2 separate regions of the Homo sapiens genome follow, and region 2 is linked to region 1. The links are chromatin loops, found by intact Hi-C in ENCODE. Cell type or tissue: endothelial cell of umbilical vein. All regions are shown on one strand. Each heading gives the region's core, and the rest is flanking DNA. Links, peaks and the distances in the headings are about the cores only.

Evidence for each region. Peaks named below come from ENCODE experiments on the same cell type or tissue, not always from the same donor. Only the 100,000 strongest peaks of a DNase experiment are listed, where the experiment ranks them.
Region 2: a loop joins it to region 1, with 10 times the contacts of the local background. A loop is called at or near these places in 2 of 110 quality-filtered maps.

Annotation. Positions count from the first base shown.
Region 1 is chr16:15,424,163-15,432,497 of GRCh38, reverse strand. All of the region lies in intron 1 of MPV17L-BMERB1 (MPV17L-BMERB1 readthrough), which reads right to left. Among named protein-coding and RNA genes, the nearest start is that of BMERB1, 6.3 kb to the left of the region's middle. In endothelial cell of umbilical vein, for the core only: a CTCF peak has its summit at 4,748 (motif pointing left); a DNase peak (open chromatin) is centred at 4,697; H3K27me3 peaks cover 371 bases.
Region 2 is chr16:15,677,760-15,686,094 of GRCh38, reverse strand. It overlaps NDE1 (nudE neurodevelopment protein 1), which reads right to left. Exons shown (of 9, transcript NM_017668.3): 4 at 8,146-8,294. Among named protein-coding and RNA genes, the nearest start is that of NDE1, 32 kb to the right of the region's middle. RefSeq lists an enhancer at 3,669-3,963. In endothelial cell of umbilical vein, for the core only: a CTCF peak has its summit at 3,818; a DNase peak (open chromatin) is centred at 3,844; H3K27ac peaks cover 372 bases.

The sequences.
Region 1 (8,335 bases), core at 44-8,043:
GGTATGCACATCTGCCAGTTGGACTAGAGTGTCAACCTGCTTTTAAAATTAGTTGTACCAGGCCAGGCACAGTGGCTCACGCCTGTAATCCCAGCACTTTGGGAGGCTGAGGCGGGCGGTTAGTCTGAGGTCAGGAGTTCGAGACCAGCCTGGCCAACATGCTGAAACCCCGTCTCTACTAAAAATACAAAAAAAAAAAAAAAAAAAAAAATTAGCCGGGCCTGGTGGCGCACACCTGTAATTCCAGCTACTCAGGAGGTTGAGGCAGGAGAATCACTTGAACCCGTGGGACGGAGGTTGCAGTGAACTGAGATCATGACACTGCACTCCAGCCTCAGTGACAGTGAGACGCTGTCTCAAAAAAAAAAAAAAAAAACAATAAACATTACATTCAGGATAGTAATTACTTTAGGAGGCTGGGAAAGGGTAAGTAGTTAGTTTCAGCTATATCTAAAATTTATATATTTTTAAACTATTTACAGTATTTTGAAAATTTTTAAATCTACAGAAAAGTTGCAAGTTTAGTACAATAAGAAAAATACAGACCTTGGCCAGGTGCGGTGGCTCATGCCTATAATCCCAGCACTTTGGGAGGCTAAGGTGGGAGGAATCCTTGAGCTCAGGAGTTCGAGACCAGCCTGGGCAGCAAAGCAGTTTTCCATCTCTACAAAAATTAAAACATTAACCAGGTGTGGTGGCACACACCTATAATTCCAGATACTCAGGAGGCTGAGGTAGGAGGACTGCTTGGGCCTGGGAGGTCGAGGCTACAGTGAGGCAAGACCACACCACTCTACTCCAACCTAGATGACAGAGTGAGACCCTGTCTCCAAAATACACACACACACACATATATATATATAGTTTGTGTGTGTATATATACAGTATGTGTATATATACGTTATTTTATATAATATGTATGTTATTTTCTTGTATATGTGTGTGTATATATACAATATATATATATATACACACGCACACACATCCCTTACTAGATTCACTAATGAATATTTAAATTTATATTTCTTAAAAGAGATCTGAAGCATATATGTTAAAATCTGTTGGAGATGGCTGGTGGGCACTACACCCTTACCAGAATGACTAAAATTAAAAAGACTGACAATACCAAATGTTAGTCCAGATGCTAGTAAATAAATGAGTTAGCAGTTAGTAAGAATGTAACTACAATTTATTGCTGTTCGGAGTATAAAATGGTACTACCACTTTAGAAAATGAGAGATAATGGCTGGGCGTGGTGACTCACGCCTGTAATCCTAGCACTTTAGGAGGCTGAGGTGGGCGGATCACCTGAGGTCAGGGGTTCAAGACCAGCCCAACATGGCAAAACCTCGTCTGTGCTAAAAAAATTCAAAAATTAGCCAGGCGTGATGGCACATGCCCGTAATCCCAGCTACTCAGGAGACTGAGGCAGGAGAATCGCTTGAACCCGGGAGGCAGAGATTGCAGTGAACTGAGATTGCGCCACTGCATTCCAGCGTGGGCGACAGAGTGAGACTGTCTCAAAATAAAAAAGAAAGAAATAAAAAAAGACTGGCAATACCCTCTAAAGCTACAAATACATATATATTTTTCTGTCTGGCAGCAATTCTATTCCTGGATATATCCCTAAGAGAAATACATACTTGTGTCCACCAATGTTAAGAGCTTTACTCATAATGACAAGAAATGAAAACAACTCAAATGTCTATCAACAATAGAATGGACAAAAATTATGCTATATTCATACAACTGAATCTGCACAGCAACGAAAAAGACCAAACTACTGGCCAGGCACAATGGCTCACACCTGTAATCCTAGCACTTGAGGAGGCTGAGGTGGGCAAATCGCTTGAGCCCAGGAGTTCGAGACCAGCCTGGGCAACATGGCAAAATCCCTTCTCTACAAAAAATACAAAAATTAGCCAGGCATGGGTGGTGTGTGCCTGTAGTCTTAGCTACTCAGGAGGCTGAGGCAGGAGGATCACTTGAGCGTGGGAGGTTCAGGCTGCAGTGAGCCGTGATCATGCCACTGCACTCCAGCCTGGGCCACAGAGTGAAACCCTGTCTCACAAAAAAAAAAAAAAAAAAACAAACAAATTACTACCAACAAAATGGATGAATCTTACAGACATAATATATAAATAAAAGGGTGTGTATCCCTTAAAAGACGGTTGGTGCATTTAGGGATCTTTGTCATGTAATTATCTCTACATTAAAATATTTTATAATTTAAAAAAGAAAAAATACATCTATTGGATCTAAAAATTCAACTCATGGAAATCTACCCGAAGGAATATCTGAATTACTAAAAATACATTCACACAATATATTTTTTTTACAATTTATGTAAACTGTAGAAAAAATTAGAAAAGGGTCAGTATCTTACAAAAGGGAAATGGCTAAACTTATGGTATGCCTGCAATGTAACACTGTACACTTATTTAAAATGATGTTTACAAAGAAATGTAATAGGGAAATGTCATAGGGAAAACATAGCACAATTTAATCAAAATATCAGGAAAAGTAGAATACAAATTGTAATATAAAGTGTGAGCTGTCATTCTGGATCTTTTGGCTAAGATCAAGTGCACACTGTAATCTCAATCATATTTTATAGAATGATAATGGTAGAAATTTAAAAATACTGTGATTCCTTTTTTTTTTTTTTTTTGAGACAGAGTCTCGCTCTGTCACCCAGGCTAGCGTGCTGTGGTGGGATGTCGGCTCACTGCTCACCTCCCGGGCTCAAGCAGTCCTCCCGCCCAGGCCTCCTTAGTAGCTGGGACTACGGGTATGCACCACCTTGCCCAACTAATTTTTGTATTTTTAGCGGAGATGTAGTTTTTGCCATGTTGCCCAGGTGGGTCTTGACCTCCTGGCCTCAGGTGATTCTCTTGCCTCTGCCTCCCAAAGAGCTGGGATTACAGGCATGGGCTACCACACCCGGCTACTGTGATTCCAATTTTACCTGTTTACGTATATACAAACATGTATACACATCCAGGGTGAAAAAACACTAAAATGTCATACACCAAAATATTGATAGTGACTACCTATGTATGTCATGATAATAAATGTTTTGTTTGTATTCTCCAATGTTTCTACAAAGTATACGTATTACTTTTATTTATTTGAGATAGTCTCACTCTGTTGCCCACCCTAGAGTACAGTGGCACGATCTTGATCTCGGCTTATTGTAACCTCCACCTGCCAGGTTCAAGCAATCCTCCCACTTCAGCCTCCTAAGTAGGTGGGAGTGTAGGTGCCCACCACCACACCCAGCTAATGTTTGCATTTTTAGTAGAGATGAGGTTTCACCATGTTGGCCAGGCTCGTCTCAAACTCTTGACCTCAAGTGATCTGCCCACCTTGGCCTCCCAAAGTGCTGGGATTACAGGCATGAGCCACCAAGCCCGGCCTGTATTACTTTTATAATCAGAAAAGAAATCAGGCTAGGTGCAGTGGCTCACACCTGTAATCCCAGCACTTTGGGAGGCCGAGGCAGGAGGATTGCCTGAGGCCAGGAGTTCAAGACCAGCCTGAGGAATACAGCAAGACCCTGTCTCTACCAAAAAAAAAAAAAAAAAATTAGCCAGCTGTTGTGGCATACACCTATAGTCCCAGCTACTCGGGAGGTTGAGGTGAGAGGATTGCTTGAGCCCAGGAGGTTGAGACTGCAGTGAGTGAGCTATGATCGTGCCACTGCACTCCTGCCTGGGCTACAGAGTGAGTCTCTGTCTCTAAAATATAAATAAATAATGGTGGTTTGTTTTTTTTTTGAGACAGAGTCTTGCTCTGTCGCCTAGGCTGGAGTGCAGTGGTGCTATATTGGCTCACTGCAAGCTCTGCCTCTCGGGTTCACACCATTCTCCTGCCTCAGCCTCCCGAGTAGCTGGGTCTACGGGCACCCGCCACCACGCCCGGCTAATTTTTTGCATTTTTAGTAGAGACGGGGTTTCACCGTGTTAGCCAGGATGGTCTTGATCTCCTGACCTCATGATCCGCCCACCTCAGCCTCCCAAAGTGCTGGGATTACAGGCGTGAGCCACCACGCCCAGCAATAAATAATGGTTTTAAGGTATGAAAAATAAAATGACTAGCAGTAAATACAAGAGAATATTAACAATGGTTGTTTCTAGAGTTGAAATTTGGGAAAGATTTTTTTTTAATTTTATGAATTTTCCAACCATCTATATTGAGCCCATATTGTTTTAGAATTCAAAAACGAATACATTTCATTTCTAAAAGTGTGTAATACAATTCCACAATCCTAGAGGACAAACTATCCCTGCCACCACAGTCCCCAGAACCCTGTCTGTTTGCATTAGCATAGGGTGATAATGCTTCAAGTTCAGTAACTGGCTGAAGTCACCATCTGCATGGAAGTATTAAGCAGCAACACCCCCCCACACCCTCCCCTTCACCCCCTCACCCCCCCGCCACCGCCCCCGAGCCCTGGCTGCTTGTCCTGGCTCAGTGCCTCGGCTTTGCTGGGAATGCCAAGGACTTGGAGGGATCCTGGGTGATTATAAAGAGCCAAGGCAGCAGGGGCCAGTGCAAGACACTTTTATAACTGTCATTTTGCTTGATTGAAAGGAAAAATAATGCAATCTCATCCTGGTAATTTGATACTTCATCCAGCATGTTGAGAATTTCAAACGTCCATGACACTGAGCTTATGAGAATCGCATGGTTTTCAAAAATGCGGGCCGTGAAATCCAGAGGATCTGAGTTTGAGCCCTGACTCTGCCACCTGCTGGCTGTGTGACTCTGTGTGTTGTGTCCCTTAATTTCTTTAATCTTCACTTTCTTTCAAATGCTAATGACATTATTATCTATTCTGAGGACTATTATTATTATTATTATTTTGATGTGGAGTCTCACTCTGTTGCCCAGGCTGGAGTGTAGTGGTGAGGACTATTATTATTATTATTATTATTATTCTTTTGACATGGAGTCTCACTCTGTTGCCCAGGCTGGAGTGTAGTGGTGAGGACTATTCTTCTTCTTCTTTTGACATGGAGTCTCACTCTGTTGCCCAGGCTGGAGTGTAGTAGTGTGATCTTGGCTCACTGCAACCTCCACCTCCCAGGTTCAAGTGATTCTCCTGTCTCAGCCTCCTGAGTAGCTGGGATTATAGGCGCACATCACCAGGCCCGGCTAATTTTTGTATTTTTAGTAGAGACGAGGTTTCACCATTTTGGCCAGGCTGGTCTGGAACTCCTGACCTCAGGTGATCCGCCTGACTAGGCCTCCCAAAGTGTTGGGATTATAGGCATGAACCACCACACCCAGCCCCAGAGGACTATTATGATTAAATGAGATAAAGTATGGCAGCCCATAGGAGGTCCTCAGTACAAGTTAGTATCATCATCATGATCATCATCCTTCTTGGGTTGAAGCAACGTGTTAGCTGATATTTTGAGTGCTGACTCTTTGAGAATTTACCAAATGAAGTCTCCAAATCAAAACCAAAAACCTATTAAAATGACATTGACCTGTAATCCTAATGTGTCTGGAATGTATTCCTTCTGGTGGGTTCTTGGTCTCTCTGACTTAAAGAATGAAGCTGTGGACCCTCGCAGTGAGTGTTACAGTTCTTAAAGATGGTGTGTCCGGACTTTGTTTCTTCAGATGTTCAGATGTGTCTGGAGTTTTTTCCTTCCGGTGGGTTCACGGTCTCGCTGACTTCAGGAGTGAAGCCGCAGACCCTCGCAGTGAGTGTTATTGCTCACAAAGGTGGTGCAGACCCAAAGACTGAGCAGCAGCAAGATTTATTGTGAAGAGCGAAAGAACAAAGCGTCCGCAGCGTTGAAGGGGACCCAAGCAGGTTGCCACTGCTGGTTGGAGGTGGCCAGCTTTTATTCCCTTATTTGTCCCTGCCCATGTCCTGCTGATTGGTGCGTTTTTACAGAGTGCAGATTGGTGCGTTTACAAACCTTTAGCTAGACACAGAGCGCTGACTGGTGAGTTTTTACAGAGTGCAGATTGGTGCGTTTACAAACCTTTAGCTAGACAGAAAAGTTCTCCAAGTCCCCACTCCATACAGGAAATGCAGCGGGCTTCACCTCTCACTAACACTTTGGGAGATTGAGGCAAAAGGATTGCTTGAGCCCAGGAGTTCAAGACCAGCTTGGGCAACATAGGGAGATCCCATCTATACAAGTGATAATTAAAAAATTAGCCGGGAGTGGTGGCATGTGCCTGTGGTCCCAGCAGCTCAGGGGGCTGGGGTGGGAGGCTTACTTGAACCCAGGAGGTTGAGGCTGCAGTGAGCTATGACTGGATCACTGCCCTCCAGCCTGAGTGGCAGTGAAATCCTGTCTCAAACAAAACAAAACAAAACAAAACAAAACAAAACAAAACACCACACCATTAAAATGACATTGAGTAGAAAAATTAGATCTCTCATACCATGAATATACAATGTTGCAACCTCTTTGGAAGATGGTCTGGCAGTTCCTCCCGGGAGGTGGAGGTTGCAGTGAGCTGAGATCGCACCGCTGAACTCCAGCCTGGGCAACAGAGCGAGACTGTCTCCAGAAAAAAAATAGAAAATATCCGCAATCTTGGGGAAAAAAAATCGTAAAAGATATAAATGGGTTTGGAAGGTAGAACAGAGTTCCAGAAAGCATAGTATGTATTCCTCTTAAAGGAGGCTTGAGAGAGAGAAAAGAAGTTGAGGAAATATTTGCTCTCAAGACTTAGGACCTGAAATCCCCTATCTGTTATAGAGCTGGGAGCTGCTGCTTCTCCATGAAGTGCTTGAGGAGTGGGATCAGGTGTGTGAGTTTTGCAGGGGCATGAAGCTTTTACCATAGGAGCTTAGAGCACATGCTATTTGAGAATGGGTAGGGTATCTGAGAAAAATCCCTGGGTTGCATGCGTATTCTCCCTCTATTATAGAATTGTCTGAGTTTTTTTGTGGTTTTCTTTTCTCTTTTTGATGGAGTCTCAATCTGTCCCCCAGGCTGGAGTGCAATGGCGCGATCTCGGCTCAGTGCAACCTCCGCCTCCCAGGTTCAAACGATTCTCCTGCCTCAGCCTCCCAAGTAGCTGGGATTACAGGCATGAACCACCACGCCTGTCCCAAGTAGCTGGGATTACAGGCATGAACCACCACGCCTGGCTAATTTTTCGTATTATTGGTAGAGATAGGGTTTCACCTTTTGGCCAGGCTGGTCTTGAATTCCCAACCTCAGCCCAATCTGCTCACCTCAGCCTCCTAAAATACTGGGATTACAGGCAGCATTGACTGTTTTTTGTTTGAGAGGGAGTCTCGCTTTCTCGCTTTGTCGCCAGGTCAGAGTGTAGTGGCGTTATCTCGGCTCACTGGAATCTCCGCCTCCCAGATTCAAGCGATTGTTCTGCCTCAGCCTCCCCAGTAGTTGGGATTACAGGCATGCACCACCATGCCCAGCTAATTTTTGTATTTTTAGTAGAGACGGGGTTTCACTAAGTTAGCCAGGATAGTCTCGATCTCTTGACTTTGTGATCCGCCTGCCTCGGCCTCCCAAAGTGCTGGGATAACAGGCGTGAGCCACTGCGCCCAGCCCGCATTGTCTGTTTTTTTAAAGCTGATGTTTATTGCGTGGTTACTATGTGCTGGGCACTGTACCAGATTTATCCTTCTTCATTCTATGCTGTAGTATCCTGTGAGACAGGGGCTGTAGCTCAGAGAGTTTGGGTAAGTAAATTACTTGCTAACACATGGCAGAACCAGCATTCAAACTCAGCCAGCCAGTCTCAAAGCCTAAACACTTCGCCACATCCCACATCACCTCTCAAAGGTGTTTCAAGAAACCACCATGGCAGTGCCCATGAAGAGGGATTTATAACCTCAACCTGATCATATTCAAAGTCAGATTCACTATATCAGCCCCCATACCTGCTCCATCCGAGTTGGAAATCTCAGTATATCCTTGGTACCTTATTCTGCAACATCCCAACACTCTCTGCCACAGTCAGTCAACAAATCCTATTGACTCTATTTTGGAAATAGCTCCCAAATCTGATTCTCCTCCTCCTTCCTACTGCCTAAGTTAGCTCAATTTTGCATCATCTCTGACCTACACTGTGGCAAAAAACATCTTTTCTGGGTTTTTTTTCTCCCTACTGAAAACCATTCTCCACACGACTTCTAAAATTAGATACACACACACACACATCCAATGCCACTCTCCTGCTTAAAAACCTCCATTGGGAGGCTGAGGTGGGAGGATCGCTTGAGCTTAGGAGTTCGAGGTTACAATGAGCTGTGATCACCACACCACTGCACTCCAGCCTGGGCTACAGAACAAGAACCTGTCTCTGAAAAAAAAAAAAAAATTAAAAA
Region 2 (8,335 bases), core at 180-8,179, 250 kb before region 1:
ATGTAGTCCCAGCTGCTCGGGAGGGTGAGACAGGAGAATCGCTTGAACCCAGAAGGTGAATGTTGCAGTGAGCCAAGATCATGCCACTGCACTCCAGCTTGGGCAACAGAGTAAGAATGTTTCCCAAAAAAAAAAAAAAAATCCTACAGGAAGCACACAACAGATGTTTTACACATAAGCACACATCTATAAATTTTCAGCAATTTTTATTATTGACCCTGTGTCTGTCCCCAGACCTTACACAACCTGCTAACTGTATCCCACAGTGGTCAGAAGCACGTGTTTGGAGAGGAACCCAGGAGTTAACACCCAGCTCCTCCTCCACCTAGAACTCACTGAGTATCATTGCGGAACTTGATCTCCTTCATCCTCAGTTCCTTCAATCACCAAATTAATAACTGCACTGATTAATGGCTGCATCAGTTCATTTATTCAACATATCCTACTATGTCTAGATGGAGTCATACAAGTACCTACCCTCACAGGGTCTTTAGAAGTAGTGGATAGGATAAAGTTACCACAGTACCGATTAAAAACAACAAAGGGACAAGCACAGTGGTTCATGCCTATAATCCCAGCACTTTGGGAGGCCAAGGTGTGAGGACCGCTTGAGGCCCAGGGTTCAAGACCAGCCTGGGTAATATAGAGAGACCCTGTCTCTACAAAAAGTAAAAAAATTAGCCGTGCATGATGCGTGCCTGTAGTCCCAGCTACTCGGAGGCTGAGGTAGGAGGACTGCTTGAGCCCAGGAATTCAAGGGTACAGTAAGCCATGACTATGCCACTGCACTCCAGCCTGGGTAACAATGCCAGACCCTGTCTCGAAAAACAAAAACAAAAAACACACTACTACCAACAACAAAGGGATAATACTTCGGAGTACAATACCAGAAACAGTTAAAACAGCCCTAAGGTTGACATATCAAAGATAAAATATTCACATAATAATATGTAGAGTAGTACAGAATGCTTGCAGAAATGCAGACATACTGAGTATATAAAGAGGAAGACCCATTATCATGCAGAAATTAATTCTCCACAAGTTAAACTGATAAATTTAACACTGTCTTAATACGTTTCTACTGGGGGAATAAACTGGACTGATTTGAAAGATCCTGTGACAATGAAACAAGAATGATCAGAGGAACTCTGTAAAAGAGATCAGGGAACTAGCTCTACCAGAGAGTCAGAACGCACTACTATAAAGCCTCAACAATGAAGAATAGTATGCTACTGGTTGTAAGAACAAAGGAACCAAAGGTCCAGAAATAGACAAGAGTTTAATTTATAATAAAGGTGGCATCACAGATCATTGGTAAAAAGATGGCAGGTTCAGTTCTAGTTTTAGGGACCACTGGGTACCCACCAGGAAAAAATTATTAGATTCGTACCTCATACTGTACCCTAACACAAACTCCGACTGAATCGGAAATTTTAACAAACTCCTTATTTGGTCAAAATCTATTTTGCTTCTGGAATGCTAGGGAACTGGGGACCAGCTTCAGTGCCTTTTTTTTTTTTTTTTTTAAGATGGAGTTCCACTCTTGTCACCCAGGCGGAGTGCAACCTCTGCCTCCGGGGTTCAAATGATTCTTCTGTCTCAGCCTCCCAAGTAGCTGGGATTACAGGCACGCACCACCACATCCTGCTAATTTTTGTATTTTTAGTAGAGACAGCATTCCACCATGTTGGCCACGCTGGTCTCGAACTCCCGACTTCAGGTGATGCACCTGCTTCTGCCTCCCAAAGTGCTGGGATTGTAGGTGTTGGACACCATGCCTGGCCCTTCAGTGGCATTTCTGAATTTCCCTGCAACCTCGACACCCTGGGTTTAAGTCATCCTTTCACCTTTTTTTTTCTTTTTTGAGATGAAGTCTCACTCTGTTGCCCAGGCTGGAGCGCAACAGCACAATCTCAGCTCACTGCAACCTCCGCCTCTCGGGTACAAGCGATTCTCCTGCCTCAGTCTGTCAAGTAACTGGGATTACAGGCGCCTGCCACCATGCCTGGCTAATTTTTGCATTTTTAGTAGAGACAGGGTTTCACCATCTTTGTCAGGCTGGTCTCCAACTCCTAACCTCAGGTGATCCGCCCACCTCAGCCTCCCAAAGTGCTGGGATTACAGGCGTGAGCCAATGCGCCCAGCGATTCTTTCACCTTCTTACCTCAACCTCCCGAGTAGTTGTGACCACAGGCACAAGCTACCATAGCCGGCTAGTTTTTATATTTGTTTCTAGAGACGGGAGTCTCACTATGTTGCCCAGGATGTCCTCAAACTCCTGGGCTCAAGCAATACTCAAGCCTCAGCCTCCCCAAGTACTAAGATGACAGATTACAGGCATGAGCTATCTCACCTAGCGTATTTACTTTGAAATAAAGGTCAGCATGCTAGTTGTAACTGGAGTGAAAATTGCTTTATGTATTTTATATGTTGAAATTCTGTCAACTAATGTATAAAAGCATATTTAGTGCCTGTAATCCCAGCACTTTGGGAGGCTGAGGCGGGTGGATCACAAAGTCAGGAGATCGAGACCATCTTGGCTAACATGGCGAAACCCCATCTCTACTAAAAATACAAAAAAATTAGCCGGTTCGTGGTAGCGGGTGCCTGTTGTCCCAGGTACTCGGGAGGCTGAGGCCAGGAGAATGGCATGAACCTGGGAGGCGGAGCTTGCAGTGAGCCAAGATTGTGCCAATGCACTCCAGCCTGGGTAACAGAGCTAGACTCTGTCTTAAAAACAAACAAAAAAAACCCATATTTAGTATAACAGCAAAATATTGCAATAATTTGTGACTATGAAAGCTGTTAATTTCATGTGCAGTTATTGAGAACCTGAAAATACTTAAATAGGAAAACAGATTTTCAGTAAATATAAAGAGATATACTGGTTAGATAACTAAGAACATATCCTTTTTGAGCCAAAAAATGCTTTAAAAGTCCATGGAATTGGCTGGGCACAGTGGCTCATGCTTGTAATCCCAACACTTTGGCAAGCCGAGATGGGAAGATTGTTTGAATCCAGGAGTTTGAGACCAGCCTGGGAAACACTGTGTGACCCCATCTCTTTAAAAAAAAAAAATGTGTAAGTTGGACTGGGTGTGAGAGCTAACGGCTATAATCCCAGCACTTTGGGAGGCCGAGGTGGTGGATCGCTTGAGGTCAGGACCATGGTGAGACCCCATTTCTACTAAAAATAGAAAAATTAGCTGGGCATAATGGCACATGCAATGTAGTCCCAGCTACTCGAGAGGCTGAGGCAGGAAAATCATTTGAACCTGGGAGGCAGAGGCTGCAGTGAGCTAAGATCGCACCACTGCACTCCAGCCTGGGCTACAGAGCAAGACTCTGTCTCAAAAATAAATAAATAAAATAAAATGAAAAACTTATGAAAAGAGTAAAACTAGATTAAATCTATTTGAATTTTTGTAAAACTTTTTGGCATCTTAGTACTCATATGAAACAAAGTAACCTTTAGGAAATGTATTTAATTTTTAGTTACTTCCAATTAGGTCCTGCACACTTTTCAAGGTTATTCTTATACAAAGTGCCTGTCCTCAGTTAAAAGTGAGTAGTTTCGTTTGAGGGACGTATAGAAGAAGGACCATGAGAGCAATCAAACAGCTGATGGTGCTGAGAAACTCTTGTTCTTGGAGAAGACTGTCAAACGTTCTAAATATAACTATTAAACTTGCACAAAATTGTAACATTTTCAAGTCTTTAAAATAAAGCTTTGGAGCCTAGGCAACATGGAGAAACCCGGTCTTTACAAAGAATACACAAATTAGTGAGTCATGGTGGCACATGACTGTAGTCCCAGCTACTGGGGAGGCTGAAGTGATCGTGCCACTGCACTCCAGCAGGGGCGACAGAGAGAGACCTTGTCTCAAAACATAAATACATAAAACTTTGGTGACCTAGAACTTTATTGATTCTATAATGGTGAACTGGGCTTCTACCTCATCCGATTTTTAACACTAAACTATTCAGCATTTGGCCAAATTGTATTAACAAAAACAATGCACGTTTAGTACAAAAATAAAAATAGAAAAGAAAGAAAAAACAAAAATACTACAAGAAAACACTTGGCTAATTGCTTTATAAACCTTGGAGTGCACAAGGCCCTTCTAACTATGACTAAGAAATCTGACTACAAAAAAATCAAATACCAGCCTGGCCAACATGGTGAAACCCCATCTCCGCTAAAAATACAAAAATTAGCCAGGCGTGGCAGTGGGCGCCTGTAATCCCAGCTACTTGGGAGGCTGAGGCAGGAGAATAGCTTGAACCTGGGAGGGTGGAGGTTGCAGTTAGCCGAGATCCTGCACCTGCACTCCAGCCTGGGCCATAGGGCAAGACTCTGACTCAAAACAAAACAAATCAGTAACTCTGTACAATAAAATATACATCAGACAAAGCTGGAAACAAATGACAAACTCCCAATACTGTCCATTCATGTCACAGACAAATATATAAAAATCTCCTAGAAATCATGGGAAAAAAAACAACGAACAACCCAATTTTAAAATATGCCAAAGGCCGGGTATGGTGGCTCATGCCTATAATCCCAGCACTTTGGGAGGCCAAGGTGGACAGACCGAGTCCAGGACTTTGAGACCAGCCTAGGCAACATGGAAAAACCCTGTATCTACAAAAAATACAAAAATTAGCCAGGTATAGTGGCACATGCCTATAGTCCCAGACACTCAGGAGGCTGAGGTGGGAGAATCACTTGCCCCAGGAGGTCAAGGCTCCAGTGAGCTGTAATTGCACCATGGCACTCTACTCTGGGCAATGGAGCGAGGCCCAGTCTCAAAAAAAAAAAAAAAAAAAAAAAAAAAAAAGGCAGTGTTTAACAGTGCTGGCACAACTGGGCTATCCACCTAAAGAAAATAAAAATAAAATTGAACTTGTATCTTATACTAGATACAAAAATAAATTCATTGCAGACTAAGGAATAAGGATACAAAAAAATTAAACAATTAAAAAATATTGCAAAAAAAACACAAAACACATGAACAATCAAGAACCAAGGAGACTTCCCTAGTGAAATCTGCAAACCTAGAAGGTATTTAAAAAAAGATGTAACTGATGACCTAAAAATGAAAAATACATGTATAAAAAATTTTTTTTCAAAAGAGAAAAAAGGAAATATTTGTATGGAAAATGATACAATAGACAAAGTCAACAAACAAAAGATTACCACGGAAAAAATTATTTTCAATGCAGGAGAAAAGATTAGTAGTAAAAATATACAAAGGGCCAGGCACAGTGGTTCATGCCTGTAATTCCAGCTTTGGGAATCTGAGGCAGGTGGATCACTTGAGGTCAGGAGTTCAAGACCAGCCTCTCCAACATCGCAAAACTCCGTCTCTGCTAAAAATACAAAAATTAGCCAGGCGTGGTGGGGGGCGCCTGTAATCCCAGCTACTTGGGAGGCTGAGGCAGGAGAATCACTTGAAGCAGGAAGGCAGTGGTTGCAGTGACCTGAGATCACACCACTGAACTCCAGCTCCAGCCTGGGAGACAGAGCGAGACTCCATCTCAAAAAATATATATATGCAAAGAACTCCTACAGATTGACAAGAAAGGAATTTCCACTTCTGGTAATGACCAGGAAACCTGTATCAGATCAAACCTCGTATAAATTCTAAGTAAAATGTTTACAACAATAATCTGAGTGCACTGGCAGGAACTGGAAAACAACGCTTAGAAAAACAGAACAAGACTGGGTGAAGTCTGCATCTTTACAAGATTTTTGCCTAAAGCTCCAGGGATAGAAATCTATCACCGTGGGCCCCCCCACATTCTGAATATAGTATCTTCCCACATCTCTGGCCTCCCCCAAACCACACGTGCACAGAGCAGACACAAAGCAGCCCAGTTACGGCTAAAAAAAGCAAAGAGATTTCAGCTACTGCCCATCAAAGGGGAGACAGAATTTGGGCTGTAAGCTCAGCCAAGTAAACCACCTAAGAAAACCAAATAAATCAAGAACATAAAAGAATTCATCATCTCTGGCTGGGTATGGTGGCTCAAGCCCGTAATCCCAGCACTTTCGGAGACCGAGGCAGGCAGATCACCTCAGGTCAGGAGTATGAGACCAGATTGGCCAACATGGTGAAATCCCATCTCTACTAAAAATACAAAAATTAGCCGGGTGTGGTAACACACACCTGTAATCCCAGCTACTCCGGAGGTTGAGGCAGGAGAATCACTTGAATCTGGGAGGTGGAAGTTGCAGTGAGCAGAGATCGCACCACTGCACTCCAGCCTGGGCGACAGAGCAAGACTGTCTTAAAACAAAAACAAAAACAAAAAACAACTAATAGTCTGTGGGAAACACCACGTGGGAAACACCACTCACACTGCCTACAATACAACCCCAAAGTTATTGAATGCGTGGAGTATAAAGAAAATGTGACCCAGATGTTGAAAACTGCACAAAAGGACCTCAAAGCAGCTCTTACAACTATGCTCAAGGATGTCAAGAAACCTCAATAGAACAGAAATTATAAAAGAACAAACACAAATCCTACATCTAAAAATACAATATATTGAAAATTCAATATTTCATCTGCTATAATGGCAGATTGGAGAGAGAAGAGGGCGTCTATCAACTTGAAACTGGATAAACAGAAATTATTCAATTTGAAGAACAAAGACAAAAAAATAATTAGGGAAAAGAAAAATGAAGAGAGCCTTAGGAACCTGCCTGACAATATAAAAAGGTTATGTGTATAGATGGCGTCCGAGACGGACAGGAGAAAAAGAATGAGGCAGAAAAAAAACTCTCTGAGGAGGCCGGGTGCAGTGGCTCATGCCAGTAATTCCAGAACTTTGGGAGGTTGAGGCAGGAGGATCACTTGCTCCCAGAAGTTTCAGGCTGCAATGCACTATGGTGGCACCACTGCCCTCCAGCCTGGGTAACAGAGCAAGACCCTGTTTCCAAAAATAAATAAAAGAAAAAACATCTGTGCTTTTTTTGTTTTTTTGTTGTTTTTTGTTTTGTTTTGTTTTTGAGACAGAGTCTAGCTCTGTCACCCAGGCTGGAGTGCAGTGGCGCAATCTCGGCTCACTACACGCTCCGCCCTTCCCAGTTCACATCATTCTCCTGCCTCAGCCTCCCGACTAGCTGGGACTACAGGCACCCGCCACCACGCCCGGCTAATTTTTTGTATTTTTAGTAGAGACGGGTTTTCACCATGTTAGCCAGGATGGTCTCGATCTCCTGACCTCGTGATCCGCCCACCTCGGCCTCCAAAAGTGCTGGGATTACAGGCGTGAGCCACCGTGCCTGGCCACATCTGCGCATTTCACTGTATATAATTCATATATAAATTTTTTAAAAACAAGTGTTCTTATCCAAAAAAACTGCTTGGCTGAGAGTAATTCTTCTGTAAATGTTAGTCATTATCATTCTGCTAAACCACAGAACATCAGTTTAGGAATCACTGGGCTGGGCGCAGTGGCTCACACCTGTAATCACAGCACTTTGGAGGCTAAGGAGTTTGAGACCAGCCTGGCCAACATGGCAAGAGCCCATCCCTACTAAAGATACAAAAATTAGAATGGTGTGGTGGCACGTGCCTGTAATTCCAGCTACTCAGGAGCCTGAGGCATGAGAATTGCTTGAATCCAGGAGGCAGGGATTGTAGTGAGCCGAAATCACGCCACTGTACACCAACCTGGCGACAGAGACTCTCCGTCTCCAAAAAAAAACAAAAAACTGTTCTTTGAAAAAGCTTCCTTCCCACCTTAGGGGCTTAGCACAGGCTTGGTGTTCTGTCTGGAATGTTCTTGTCTCACACCCCTCCTGGCATCATGGCTACTCATTCCTCTGGTCTTAGCCTAAATAGCATTTCCCCTGGTAAGGCTCGCCTGACGCTCCCAGGCCAACAGCCAAATTAATACATCCTATTACACACCCCCACAGCACCCTGGGCTGCCAGCCTTGCTGCTGTAATGAAATTGCACTTCTTCGACTATTGTCCATTTCCCCCCGGGCACTAAAATCCAGAAGGGCACTGGCTTTGTTCTGCTCACTGCTTAGTTCCCTATACTCAGCACAGGGCCCAGTACCCAGCTGCTGGGGACAAAAAGCAGAGAGGAGAGTCTCCCACTCGTGCTTTTCCCTTCCACCCATACCGCTTGGCTCTTTCCAGGTCGTCATTTGCTTGCTCCAGCTCTCTGATGTATTTCTGCAATTGGTCTTTAATGGCTTTGGTCTGCGCGAGGTCATCCTCCAAGGCTGAGATCTGCCGGTAGCCTTCAGAGTGCTGCACTTCAAACTTCTCCTGAAGGACAACACAGACACTGAGTGAATGACTTAAGACTT